2 separate regions of the Homo sapiens genome follow, and region 2 is linked to region 1. The links are chromatin contacts, found by Hi-C or POLR2A ChIA-PET in ENCODE. All regions are on one chromosome and are shown on one strand. The core of a region is the stretch at or near the end of the contact, and the rest is flanking DNA. Distances in the headings are between cores, read along the strand shown. Region 1 has its middle 29 kb from the start of UBE2G1. Region 2 holds the start of SPNS3 (SPNS lysolipid transporter 3, sphingosine-1-phosphate (putative)).

Region 1 (6,571 bases), core at 2,473-4,972:
AAAATATAAAAATTAGCTGGGTGTGGCGGGCACGCGCCTGTGGTCCCTGCTACCCAGCTACCTGGGAGGCTGAGGTAGGAGGATCTCTGGAGCACAGGAAGTTCAGGCTACAGTGAGCCATGATCGTGCCACTGCACTCCAGCCTGGGTGACAGAAGGAGACCTGTCTCAAGCAAACAAACAAACAAACAAAAAGCAAAGAACAGACACCTTCACCCACTTGAGTGATTTTGTTTTGTTTGTTTTGCCAATCTGATAAGTGGAATGTTCTTTCTCATAGTTTTAATGTACATTTTTAAAACATCCCCCAGGTGGGAGCAGTGGCTCACCCCTGTAATCCCAGAACTTCAGGAGGCTGAGGCGGGCGGATCACCTGAGGTCAGGAGTTCAAGACGAGCCTGGGCAAGTTGGTGAAACCCCATCTCTACTAAAAATACAAAAATTAGGAGGGTGGATCATGAGGTCAGGACTTCAAGACCAGCCTGGCCAAGATGGTGAAACCCCATCTCTGCTAAAAATACAAAAATTAGCCGGGCATGGTGGTGGGCGCCTGTAATCCCAGCTACTGGGAGGCTGAGGCAAAAATTGCTTGAACCCGGGAGGCGGAGGTTGCAGTGAGCTGAGATCATGCCACTGCACTCCAGGCTGGGCTACAGAGCAAGACTCCGTCTCAAAATAAATAAATAAATAAATAAATAAATAAGAGGCCGGGCACAGTGGCTGACACCTGTAATCCTAGCACTTTGGGAGGCCAAGGCGGGCAGATCACCTGAGGTCCGGAATTTGAGACCAGTCTGACCGATATGGAGAAACCCTGTCTCTACTAAAAATACAAAATTAGCCAGGCATGGTGGCGCATTCCTATACCAGCTACTCGGGAGGCTGAGGCAGGAGAATCGCTTGAAGAACCTGGGAGGTGGAGGCTGCGGTGAGCCAAGATCGCACCATTGCATTGCACTCCAGCCTGGGCAACAAAGGCAAAACTCTGTCTCAAATAATAATAATAATAATAATAAATAAAACATCCCCCTCCCCCTTAATATACATTTTTCATATTATGAATAAGATTGGCCAGGTGCAGTGGCTCACACCTGTAATCCCAGCACTTTGGAAGGCCGAGGCAGGTGCATCACCTGACTTCAGGGGTTTGAAACCAGCCTGACCAACACGGTGAAACCCCATCTCTACTAAAAATACAAAATTAGCCAGCCGTGATGGTACACGCCTATAATCCCAGCTACTCAGGAGGCTGAGGCAGGAGAATCGCTTGAACTGGGGAGGTGAAGGTTGCAGTGAGCTGAGATCAAGTCACTGCACTTTAGCCTGGGCAACAAGAGTGAAACGCTGTCCCCCAACTCCAAAAAAAAGATTGAGCCTCTGCAATAGAAACCCAGAGGCCCGTCTGTAAGTGGAGTGGGCTTCGGCCCTGGCCCCAGGCTGAGGCACTGTGTCTCTACTCCCCACCTTGCAGATAAGATGGCTTGGCAGCCGGGACCCTCGGCCCTCCCAGGAGCTGTCTCCTGCAGCCCCTCACCTGGGATGAGTAACATTTATCTGGGGAGACTGGAAGAGGCATGTTTTACTCAGACATCCTGGTTTGTCCTGCTTTTCTCTCCCTGAGGGCTGGGACTTACCCTCCAATGCAAAACGGGCAGATTTGCAGCAGGGGAATGGCAAGATGAGACCTGCTTTTATTGGAACTGAGCTGGAACCGATGGGGAGTGGGGAGGAGGCTGCAGCAGGTGGGGAGAGTGAAAATGAGTGAGCCGAGCAGCCGGATGGACCCAGAGATCCTCAGAGGTGGCCCCACTGGGGACAATGGGGTGAGATAGAACCGAGGGAGAGAAGCAGACAGGTGACCCCCGGGAGCAGGGAGAGTTGGATGGTGGGTGAGTTGGAGGTTGTTTGTGGGATGGACAAAGGACATGAAGAAATGTTTGTTAGATGAATGTCCTCCCAGAGGCTAAAGGAATGGGGTAGTCACATGTCCAACCCAGGATGTGAATGTGGCCAGTCTGGCCACAGCAAGTTAAACTACCTCTGGGGTGTGTCCTGCTCCTGGCTTCCTGTAATCTGGTTCCTTGGAGGCTAATTAACACAGAGCTAGCTTTGCTCCAGGTTTCCCACCTTGGTGTAGCTCCTTCCATGCTGTCTCTTGGCTCAGGGATGGATGGGTTGGGGAGCGGGCTCCTGACTGATGGAGGGGGTAGTATGTAGGCTGGAGGCTGGAGAGCTGGGTCCAGCTAAGCCTAGCCCCCATCCAGGCTTCCAGAGTGTGTTTGCTGCTGGCTTGAGATCAGCAGGTAGTGAACCAGGCCAGGAGGTCATTGCCCTCTCCAGGCCTTGGTATTCTAGATCCTTCTCCTCCTTTGGCCCATCTTCCTTCCTTCCTTCCTTCTTTCCTTCCTTCCTTCCTTCCTTCCTTCCTTCCTTCCTTCCTTCCTTCCTTCCTTCCTGCCTTCCTTCCTTCCTTCCTTTTTTCTTTCTTTCTCTCTCTCTGTCTCTCTCTCTCTCTCTTTCTCTTTCTTTCTTTCTTTCTTTCTTTGAGACAGAGTCTCACACTGACACCCAGGCTGGAGTGCAGTAGCGCAATCTCAGCTCACTGTAACCTCCGCCTCTCAGGTTCAAAGGATTCTCCTGCCTCAGCCTCCCTGGCCCATGTTTATTCCAGTGGCTCTTGCCCTCTCTCTCCCACAGTTGCCAATCCCAAATGAAGATATCTCTCAGGGGCAGCAAGAACCCCCATTCTAAGCACTTTAACCTCTTTTCTTAGGATAGCCAGATAAAATACAGTAACACTCAGTTACCAGCCTGGACAACACGGCGAAACCCCATCTGTACCAAAAATTTTTAAAAAAGCAACAAGTAGCTGGGAATGGTGGCTTGCACCTGTAGTCCTACCTACTTGGGAGGCTGAGGTGGGAGGATCACCTGACCCCAGGAGGTCGAGGCTGCAGTGAACCATGATTACACCACTGCACTCTAGCCTGGGTGACAGGGTAAAACCCTGTCTCAAAAAGAAAAAAAGAAAGAAAGAGAAAAAGGACACTTAGTTAAATTTAATTTCAGATAAGGAATTATTATTATTATTATTGTTATTAGAAACAGAGTCTCGCTCTGTTGCCCAGGCTGGAGTGCAGTGGCACGATTGAGGCTCACTGCAACCTCTGCCTCCCGGGTTCAAGCAATTCTCGTTCCTCAGCCTCCCAAGTAGGTGGCAGTACAGATGTGCAGCACCACACCGGTCAATTTTGGTATTTTTAGTAGAGATAGGATTTTGCCATGTTTGCCAGGCTGGTCTCGAACTCCTGGCCTCAGGTGATCTGCCCGCCTTGGGCTCCCAAAGTGCTGGGATTACAGGCGTGAGCCATCACGCCCGACTAATTTTTCAGTATAAGTATATTCCAAATACTGCATGGGATATAATTATACAACAAAATTTAGCTGCTTATTTGAAATTCAAATTTAACCGTGTGCATGTATTTTTATTTGCGAAATCTGGCAGCCTTGCCCGTTCTTCCGTAGCAGTTCCAGACAGCCACGGCCACCTGGTCCTGGTCCTCGGGAGTACCGACACAACTGCCACCCTAAAGGGCACCAGGAACTCTACCTCCATCAGCTCGCAGATGGTCACCGTGGCAGCTGTCTCTAAGGAGGGTGTTCACTCCTCTTCCACAGATGACAAAACTGAGACTCCAAGAAGCCAAGTGACTTGTGTAAGGACAAACGGTAACCAAGGCGCAGGGGAAGCAGCCAGCCTTTGCCAGTCTGACTCCAAAGTTCAAGTTCTATGTACACCCCAGGTAGCTTGGCAAACCACCCACTTCTCGAACAGGAAGGCCTCAACCCTGCCGTTCACAAAGGAGGAAAAAGACAGTGTGTGCAGGCCCCCAGGCACAGGACAGACAAGATTCGGTGCTAGAATATTCAAAGTGATTTTGAAACCCAGCGCCTCTTAGTAATAACAATACCAGTTTCGGTCATTTGCATAACTTTCTACCGTTAACAAAAGGTATCCCCAGCAGTTAATTACAATGACAAAGAAGGCACAAGGAGGCCGGGGCGGTGGTTCACGCCTGTAATCCCAGCACTTTGGGAGGCCGAGGCAAGTGGATCACCTGAGGTTAGGAGCTCAGCCTGGCCAACATGGTGAAACCCCATCTCTACTAAAAGTACAAAAAATTAGCCGGGTGTGGTGGCACATGCCTGTAATCTCAGCTACTCGGGAGCTGAGGCAGGAGAATCGCTGCAATCCGGGAGGCGGAGGTTGCAGTGAGCTGAGATCGCGCCACTGCACTCCAGCCTGGGCAACAAGAGCGAGACTCCGTCTCAAAAAACAAAACAAAACAAACAAACAAAAAAAGAAGGCAGATGGGAGAGAGAATGGTCTGTAGGATCCCTCTGCAGACCCTGGGACGTTTCCTGTGCTCCCACTGGACATGGCTGGGGTGGGTGGGTGGGTGCTGGGCAGATCCTTCTGGGCCAACTTCCAGGAGCTTCTAGATGAGGGTCCTGAAGTCACAGGCTCTGAGCGTGGGTCTGGGCAGCGCACAGAGGGCTTGGGTCCCAGTGGCCAGTTCCAGCTCTGCCTGCAGGACCCCAGTGTTGGCGAACATGCCATCGGTTACAGTTCCTGACACCACCTGCTGGACTGGATTCCAGGCGGTGTAAACCAGTCTCTGCTCTCAGGGAGGGTCTGAAAGACGACGGATCCTTTGAGGGAGGGAACTGGGAGCCCAGGCCCTCAAGATGGGTTAGGAGTAAACTGGAGGGGAGGGGCTTGGGACACCTGCCGGGGGAGTCCAGGGTGGGGTAAGACGCTGGAGAAAATATGATCAAAATGAGACTTATGTAAATCAAATCTCGTTTGGTTGCAGATCTTTTACTGCTGTTTTGATCTGCCATTGGCAGAGACTGCTGACTACTTGGGCTTTTGAGTTTTTCTTCCCCTTTTTACGTGCCATGTGGGGCAGGGGGCGGGAGGAGGTGGGGTGCCCTTTAGGCCACCAGGTTTTGTTTTTGTTTTTTGAGACAGAGTCTCGCTCTGTTGCCCAGGCTGGAGTGCAATGGCGTGATCTTGGCTCACTGCAACCTCCACTTCCCGGGTTCAAGCGATTCTCTTGCCTCAGCCTCCTGAGTAGCTGGGACTACAGGTGCGTGCCACCATGCCCGGCTAATTTTTTTTGTGTGTGTGTGTTTTTAGTAGAGATGGGGTTTCACCGTGTTAGCCAGGATGGTCTCGAACTCCTGATCTTGTGATCCGCCCGCCTCGGCCTCCCAAAGTGCTGGGATTACAGGCGTGAGCCACCGTGCCCAGCCATTTTTCTTTTCTTTTCTTCCTTTTTCTTTTTCTTTCTTTTTTTTTTTTTTTTTGAGACAGGGTTTCACTCTGTCTCCCAGGCTGGAGTGCAGTGGCACGATCTCACCTCACTGCAACCTCCACCTCCCGGGTTCAAGCGATTCTCCTGCCTCAGCCTCTTGAGTAGCTGGGATTACAGACACCTGCCACCACACCCAGCTAATTTTTTATTTTTAGTAGAGACGGGGTTTCACCATATTGGTCAGGATGGTCTCGAACTTCTGACCTCAGGTCATCTGCCACCTCGGCCTCCCAAGGTGTGCTTACAGGCATGAGCCACCACACCCGGCCTTAGGCCATCAGGGTTTAAGGAGTGCCAGGAAACTGTTAAAGGAACCTTGGGGGATCTTTCAGAAATATTTAAAAAAAAGATGAGGCTGTGGATATGCCTCCCCACCCCTACCCTCTAGTTTCTTCATTGAAAATTTTAGTTTTTTTTCCTTGCCCAATTTTCTCTTGTGAGTGGCTCTCTCTAAAATTGTAGTTCTGGATGGGCAGGTGGCTCACGCCTGTAATCCCAGCACTTTGGGAGGCTGAGGCGGGTGGATCACTTGAGGTCAGGAGTTCAAGACCAGCCTGGCCCACATGGTGAAACCCCATCTCTACTAAAATACAAAAATTAGCTGGGTATGGTGGCTGGTGCCTGTAATCCCAGCTACTCGGGAGGCTGAGGCAGGAAAATCGCTTGAACCGGAGAGGTGAAGGTTGCAGTGAGCCAAGATTGCATCACTGCACTCCAGCCTGGGCAACAAGAGCAGACACTCCATCTCAAAATAAATAAATAAAATAATAATAATAATCATCAAAGTGTAGGTATGTGTCAGAGGTGGTGGGAAGAGAGGACGTGAGAAGATGTACTTATATGACCACAGATTAAAATTTTTTATTTCAAATTTGCTGCAAAGGGAGATAATGTTGGAAAAATCCAGTTCAGAGATTCCCACTGGATAGAAACATTTGATATGAAAAAAATATATTAGATAATCATTGTCAAACAGGATTTTTAAAATCTAAGTAAAGATCATTAGACTGTTTGCAAAATGGAAAGCTGGTTGTATAACTGCCCAAGGGGATCACCTTGCCCGCTGCCTAGACAGCCGATTCATCAAGACAGGGGAATTGCAACGGAGAAAGAGTAATTCACGCAAAGCTGGCTGTGCAAAGACCAGAGTTTTTTGTTTGTTTGTTTGTTTTTGTGACATAGTTTTTGCTC
Region 2 (6,357 bases), core at 3,566-6,065, 38 kb after region 1:
ATTTTAAAGGATATAATTCAGTGGCATTGAGTGGATTCAGAGTGTTGTGACACCATCTCCTCTATCTAGTTTTGAAACATTTTCATCACTCTCCAAGGGGACTGTCTTCCCATTAAGCATTTTCCTCTCCTCTTAGCCTCTAGGAACCATTTACTTTCTGTTTCTGTGACTATACCTGTGCAGGATATTTTCTATAAATGGAATCATACAATATGTGGCCTTTTGTGTCTGGTGTCTTTCACTTAGCATAATGTTTTCTTTTTTTTTTTTTCCGAGACGGAGTCTCACTCTGTCGCCCAGGCTGGAGTGCAGTGGCACAATCTCGGCTCACTGCAACCTCCACCTCCTAGGTTCAAGCCATTGTCCTGCCTCAGCCTTCTGAGTAGCTGGGATTACAAGTGCGGTGCCACCACACCCGGATTATTTTTGTATTTTTAGTAGAGATGGAGTCTCACCTTGTTGATCAGCCTGGTCTCAAACTCTTGACCTCAGGTGATCTGTCTGCCTCGGGCTCCCAAAGTGCTGGGATTACAGGCGTGAGCCACTGTGACCAGCCAGCATAATGTTTTTAAGGTCTATCCGTGTTGTAGCATGAATCAGTACTTCCTTCCTCTTTATGACTGGATACTATTCCATTGTATGATTATGCCACATTTTCTTGACCCATTTATCAGATGGGCGTTTAAGCTGTTTCCACCTTTTGGCTGTTATGAACAGTGCTGCCATGAACATTTATGTACAAGTATTTGTTTGAGTCTTTGTTTTCTTTTCTTTTCTTTTTTTTTTTTCTTTTTTTGAGACAGAGTGACAAAGTTGCTCTGTTGCCCCAGCTAGAGTACAGTGGTCCCATCTTGGCTCATTGCAACCTCTCCCTCCAGGGTTCAAACAATTGTCATGCCTCAGCCTCCCGAGTAGCTGGGACTACAGGTGTGTGCCACTATGCCCAGCTAAATTTTTTGGATTTTTTAGTAAAGACGGGGTTTCACCATGTTGGTCAGGTTGATTTCAAACTCTTTTTTTTTTTTTTTTGAGATGGAATCTCACCCTGTCGCCCAGGCTGGAGTGCAGTGGCGTGATCTTGGCTCACTGTAAGCTCCGCCTCCTGGGTTCATGCCATTCTCATGCCTCAGCCTCCTGAGCAGCTGGGACTACAGGCGCCCGCCACCATGCGCAGCTAACTTTTTGTATTTTTAATAGAGGTAGGGTTTCACCGTGTTAGCCAGGATGGTCTCGATCTCCTGACCTTGTGATCTACCTGCCTCAGCCTCCCAAAGTGCTGGGATTACAGGTGTGAGCCACCGCGCCCAGCCTTGAACTCTTGACCTCAAGCGATCCGTCTGCCTTGGCCTCCCAAAGTGCTGAGATTAGAGGCTCAAAATAGTCTTTGTTTTCAATTCTTTTTTTTTTTTTTTTTTTTTTTGAGACAGAGTCTTACTCTGTCACCCGGGCTGGAGTGCAGTGGTGCAATGTAGGCTCACTGCAATCTCTGCCACCTGGGTTCAAGTGATTCTCCTGCCTCAGCCTCCCGAGTAGCTGGGATTACAGGCGCCTGCCACCGTGCCTGGATAATTTTTTTGTAGTTTTAGTAGAGACAGGGTTTCACTGTCTTCGCCAGGCTGGTCTTGAACTCCTGACATCGTGATCCACCTGCCTCGGCCTCCCAAAGTGCTGGGATTACAGGTGTGAGCCACTGTACCTGGCCTGTTTTCAGTTCTTTTGGATATATACCTAGGATTGGAATTGCAGGGCCATATGGTAATTTTATGTTTAACCTTTGGAGGAACTGCCAAACTTTGTTCCACTGCGGCTGCCTTACTCCACATTCCCAGCAATGCATGAGGCTTTCAATCTCTCCACCAACATTTGTTATTTCCTCTCTCTCTCTTTTTAAAATTATAGCCGTCTTAGTGGGTACGAACTGATATCTTATGGTGGCTTCAATCTGCCATTTTCCTAATGACTTGTGATGTTGAACATTTTTCTTTCTTTTTTTTTTTTTCCCCCGAGATGAAGTCTCGCTCTGTCACCCAGGCTAGAGTGCAGTGGTGTGATCTCAGCTCACCGCAACCTCTGCCACCCGGGTTCAAGCAGTTCTCCTGCCTCAGCCTCCTAAATAGCTGGGATTACAGACACATGCCACCACGCCCAGCTAATTTTTGTATTTTTAGTAGATATGGAGTTTCACTATGTTGGCCAGGCTGGTCTCGAACTCCCAACCTTGTGATCCACCCACCTGAGCCTCCTAAAGTGCTGGGATTGCAGGCGTGAGCTACTGTGCCCAGCCTGAACATCTTTTTATGTGCTTGTCGGTCACCTGTATATCTTCAGAGAAATGTCTGTTCAACTCCTTGGCCCATTTTTGTCCCCCTGATGTTTTTTTTCTTTAGAGATGGGATCTCACTCTGTTGCCCAAGCTGGAGTACAGTGGCATGATTATAGCTCACTGTGGCCTCAACCTCCCAGGCTTAAGTGATCCTTCCACCTCAGCCTCCAGAGTAGCTGGGACTACAGGTCCATGCCACTATGCCCGGCTCTTCACCCATTTTTAAATTGGTTTGTCATTTTATGCTTTAACTTTTTGTTTAGATATAATTTATAACTTATAGAAAGTTTATCATATAGCGTAAAGAAACTCTTATAATCTTTACCCAGATTCATCTATTATTAATATTTGCCCCATTTGTTTTCTTACTATACATATCTAATATTTTTTCCTGAACCGTTTGAGAATGAGTGGCATAAATCATGGCCCTGTACCTCTAGATACTTCAGATAAGGATATTTACTTATTTACTTACATAACCATAGTTCACAGATGCTGATATGCTATTTCTTCCTGATCCAGTTTTATCAGTTGATCCAGTACAGGAGCGAGGTTGGGATCCTGTACTGCTCTTAATTGTCTTATTGTCTTGTCTCTCTTTTTTTTTTTTTTTTTTTTGAGACGGAGTCTTGTTCTGTCACCCAGGCTAGAGTGCAGTGGCACGATCTTGGCTCACTGCAACCTCTGCCTCCCGGGTTCACATGATTCTCCTGCCTCAGCCTCCTGAGTAGCTGGGACTACAGGTGCACACCACCACACCCAGCTACTTTTTTGTGTATTTTTAGTAGAGACAGGGTTTCACTATGTTGGCCAGACTGGTCTCGAACTCCTGACCTCGTGATCCGCCCGCCTGGGCCTCCCAAAGTGCTGGGATTACAGGCATGAGCCACCGCGCCTGGCCTATCTTGTCTCTTTGTTGCTTTTAATCCAAAACAGTCCCTCAGAATATTTTTTTTTTTTCGAGACAGAGTTTTGCTCTTGTTGCCCAGGCTGGAGTGTAATGGCGTGATCTTGGCTCACCACAACCTGTGCCTCCCGGGTTCAAGCAATTCTCCTGCCTCAGCCTCCCGAGTAGCTGAGATTACAGGCACCTGCCACCATGCCTAGTTAGTTTTGTATTTTTAGTAGAGACGGGGTTTCTCCACATTGGTCAGGCTGATCTTGAACTCCCGACCTCAGGTGATCCACCTGCCTCGGCCTCCCAAAGTGCTGGGATAACAAGCGTGAGCCACCACGCCTAGCTCCCTCAGTCTTTCTTAGTCTTTCATGACTCTGACATTTTTCAATATACAGTCCCTTTAAAGAAATAGTGTTTCTCAATTTGGGCTTGTCTGATGTTTTTTCATTTTAAAAATTAAAAAAAAAATTTTTTTTTTTGAGTTGGGGTCTTGCTTTGTCACCCAGCCTGGAGTGCAGTGGCACGAACATGGCTCACTGCAGCCTCGACTTCCCAGGCTAAGGCGATCCTTCCTACCTCAGCCTCCCAAGTAGCTGGGACTGTGGACGCACACCACTACACCCGGCTATTTTTTTTTAAAATTTTTTATTTTTTTGGTATTTTTGTAGCAATGGGGTTTCACCATGTTGCCCAGGCTGGTCACAAACTTCTGGGCTTGGATGATCCTCCTGTCTTGGCCTCCCAGTGTTAGGATTACAGGTGCGAGCCACCGCGTCTGGCTGATGTCTTCTCATGATGAGATTCCGGTTGTGCCTTCCTGGCTGGAATGCCACATAGATGATGCTGTGACCTGCGAAGACCTTCACATCTGGAGGCACACGACACCCTCCTGCCTCTCACAGGTGATTTATTTTAACCCCTTGGTCAAGATGTCTGATTCCTCTACTGTATAGTTACTCTTTTTCCTTTTGTTACTAATAAGCAATCTATCAAGAGATGCTTCGTGACCGTGCTGACACCCTCCCCCCTCACTGAAGTCTTCCCCCCAGATTTAGCCCCCACTGATGAGTTTTGCACACAGGCTGTCTTCTTGTAGGCAGCCCCCTCTGCTACCTTTGTTTTTCCGGGAAGGACCTTAGATCCTGGGTAGGTGCTCATCCTGCCTGGCAGTCGAGTGCAATGCTGCTGTCCTGGCCAATGCCCAGCCTTCCTCATTTGCCCCGGCTTCAAGGCATTGGTTCACAGTCCCGTACGGGCAGCTAGACCATCTCACAGCAAGCAGCACTCTGGGAGGCTCATCTCATTTCCTGCCCTGGAAGCTTCCCTTCCTCACTGCAGCCACTGAAGCTGCAGGCTAGATCAAGGGGACCACAGAGTTGTCCAGTCCCCAGGGTGGGGGTGCCAGGAGCCCTTGTCCTCCGTAGCAGGTCTCAGAGGCTGACGATGGGGAAATCGCACTGGTGAAGCTGCCGTGGGGTCAGGAGGAACCTGCGATAAGACGCCCAACAGTTAGGGCAGGTGCTTTGAGGTTTGGAGCCTGGGACCCCACAGGAAGTGACTTCGTGCTGAGCTAATGTTGCTTCATCCTGGCGCCAGTCTCAGGCCAAGAGCTGCAGGCTGGCATGGCTGGGGGGATGTCAGCGGAGTGCCCTGAGCCTGGGCCAGGAGGTCTGCAGGGCCAGTCCCCAGGGCCAGGCAGGCAGTGTCCCCCTCCCATCACGCCCACCTCCTGGAGCCTGCCCCCGTGGAGGGCCTACGTGGCTGCCGCCGTCCTCTGCTACATCAACCTCCTGAATTACATGAACTGGTTCATCATTGCAGGTGAGGAGGGGATGGCTACCCTGGGCAGTACCTGCTGCTGTGCCCACCAGCCAGGGGCTGCAGATCCATGGTGGCCTTCCAGCCATCACCCATCTTTCTGCTCCTGGGCCCATCTCTGGTGTTCTCACCTCTAGAGGTGGTTTTCAGCTGTGCTCGAATCGGGGAGGACCAACTGATGTTCCCAATCCAGCCTCAACTAAGAAGGGACACAGGCTGGGCATGGTGGCTCCCGCTTGTAATTCCAGCACTTTGGGAGGCTGAGGCAGGAAGATTGCTTGAGCCCAGGAGTTTGAGACCAACCTGGACAACATAGTGAGACTCTGTCTCTATTTATTTATTTTTTTTTTTGAGACAGAGTCTCGCTCTGTCGCCCAGGCTGGAGTGTAGTGGCGCAATCTCAGCTCACTGCAACCTCTGTCTCCCAGGTTCAAGTGATTCTCCTGCCTCAGCCTCCCGAGTAGCTGGGATTACAGGCGTGCACCACCACATCCGGCTAATTTTTGTATTTTGAGTAGAGGAGGAGTAGGGACGGGGTTTTACCATGCTAGTCAGGCTGGTCTCGAACTCCTGACCTCAGGTGATCCACCCGCCTCGGCCTCCCAAAGTGCTGGGATTACAGGCATGAGCCACCGTGCCCGGCCTTTTTTTTTTTTCTTGAGACAGAGTCTCAATCTGTTGCCCAGGCTGGAGTGCAGTGGCGCGATCTCGGCTCACTGCAACTTCTGCCTCCCAGGTTCAAGCGATTCCTATCTCAGCCTCCCGAGTAGCTGGGACTACAGGCGCATACCACCATGCCAGGCTAGTTTTTGTATTTTTAGTAGAGACGGGGTTTTGCCGTGTATGCCAGGCTGTCTCGAACTCCAGACCTCAGGTGATCCGCCTGCCTCGGCCTCCCAAAGTGTTGGGATTATAGGCATGAGCCCCTGCGCCCAGCCGAAACTCTGTCTCTATTTAAAAAATTAAAAATATTTTAGGGCTGGGTGCGGTGGCTCAGGCCTGTAATCCCAGCACTGTGGGAGGCCAAGGTGGGCGGATCACTTGAAGTGAGGACTTTGTGACCAGCCTGGGCAACATGGTGAAACCCCGTCTCTACTAAAACTACAAAAATTAGCCGAGCATGGTAGCGGGCACCTGTAATCTCAGCTACTGGGGAGGCTGAGGCAGAGAATTGCTTGAACCTGGGAGGTGGATGTTGCAGTGAGCCGAGATCCCACCATTGAGCCAAGATCCCACCATTGCACTCCAGTCTGGGCGACAGAGCAAGGCTCTGTCTCAAAAAAAAAAAAATAAAAAATAAAAAATAAATAAATAAATA

The links. A loop is a pair of places that touch in the nucleus more often than their neighbours do. ChIA-PET counts read pairs that join two places held with the same protein, here RNA polymerase II (POLR2A). Pooled maps may share reads with other maps.
Region 2: a loop to region 1 is called in a pooled map of posterior vena cava, with 18 times the contacts of the local background. The contact joins the promoter of SPNS3 here to the enhancer-like site in region 1. A Hi-C loop is called at or near these places in 1 of 168 maps with a recorded cell type or tissue (left colon) and 2 of 50 pooled maps. POLR2A ChIA-PET finds 5 or more read pairs at or near these places in 3 of 52 experiments (HEK293, IMR-90 and OCI-LY7).

Annotation. Positions count from the first base shown.
Region 1 is chr17:4,392,394-4,398,964 of GRCh38, forward strand. No RefSeq gene overlaps it. Among named protein-coding and RNA genes, the nearest start is that of UBE2G1, 29 kb to the left of the region's middle. RefSeq lists a silencer at 1,232-1,281 and enhancers at 3,301-4,071, 3,655-3,734, 4,072-4,841. Within about 2 kb of position 3,723, at least 6 of the 41 ENCODE cell types and tissues checked have a DNase peak (open chromatin) inside an H3K27ac peak, as active enhancers do; they include OCI-LY7, where a contact is called at or near this core.
Region 2 is chr17:4,429,125-4,435,481 of GRCh38, forward strand. SPNS3 (SPNS lysolipid transporter 3, sphingosine-1-phosphate (putative)) reads left to right here and starts at 4,816. Exons shown (of 12, transcript NM_182538.5): 1 at 4,816-5,042. The coding sequence starts at 4,844. RefSeq lists an enhancer at 4,878-5,532.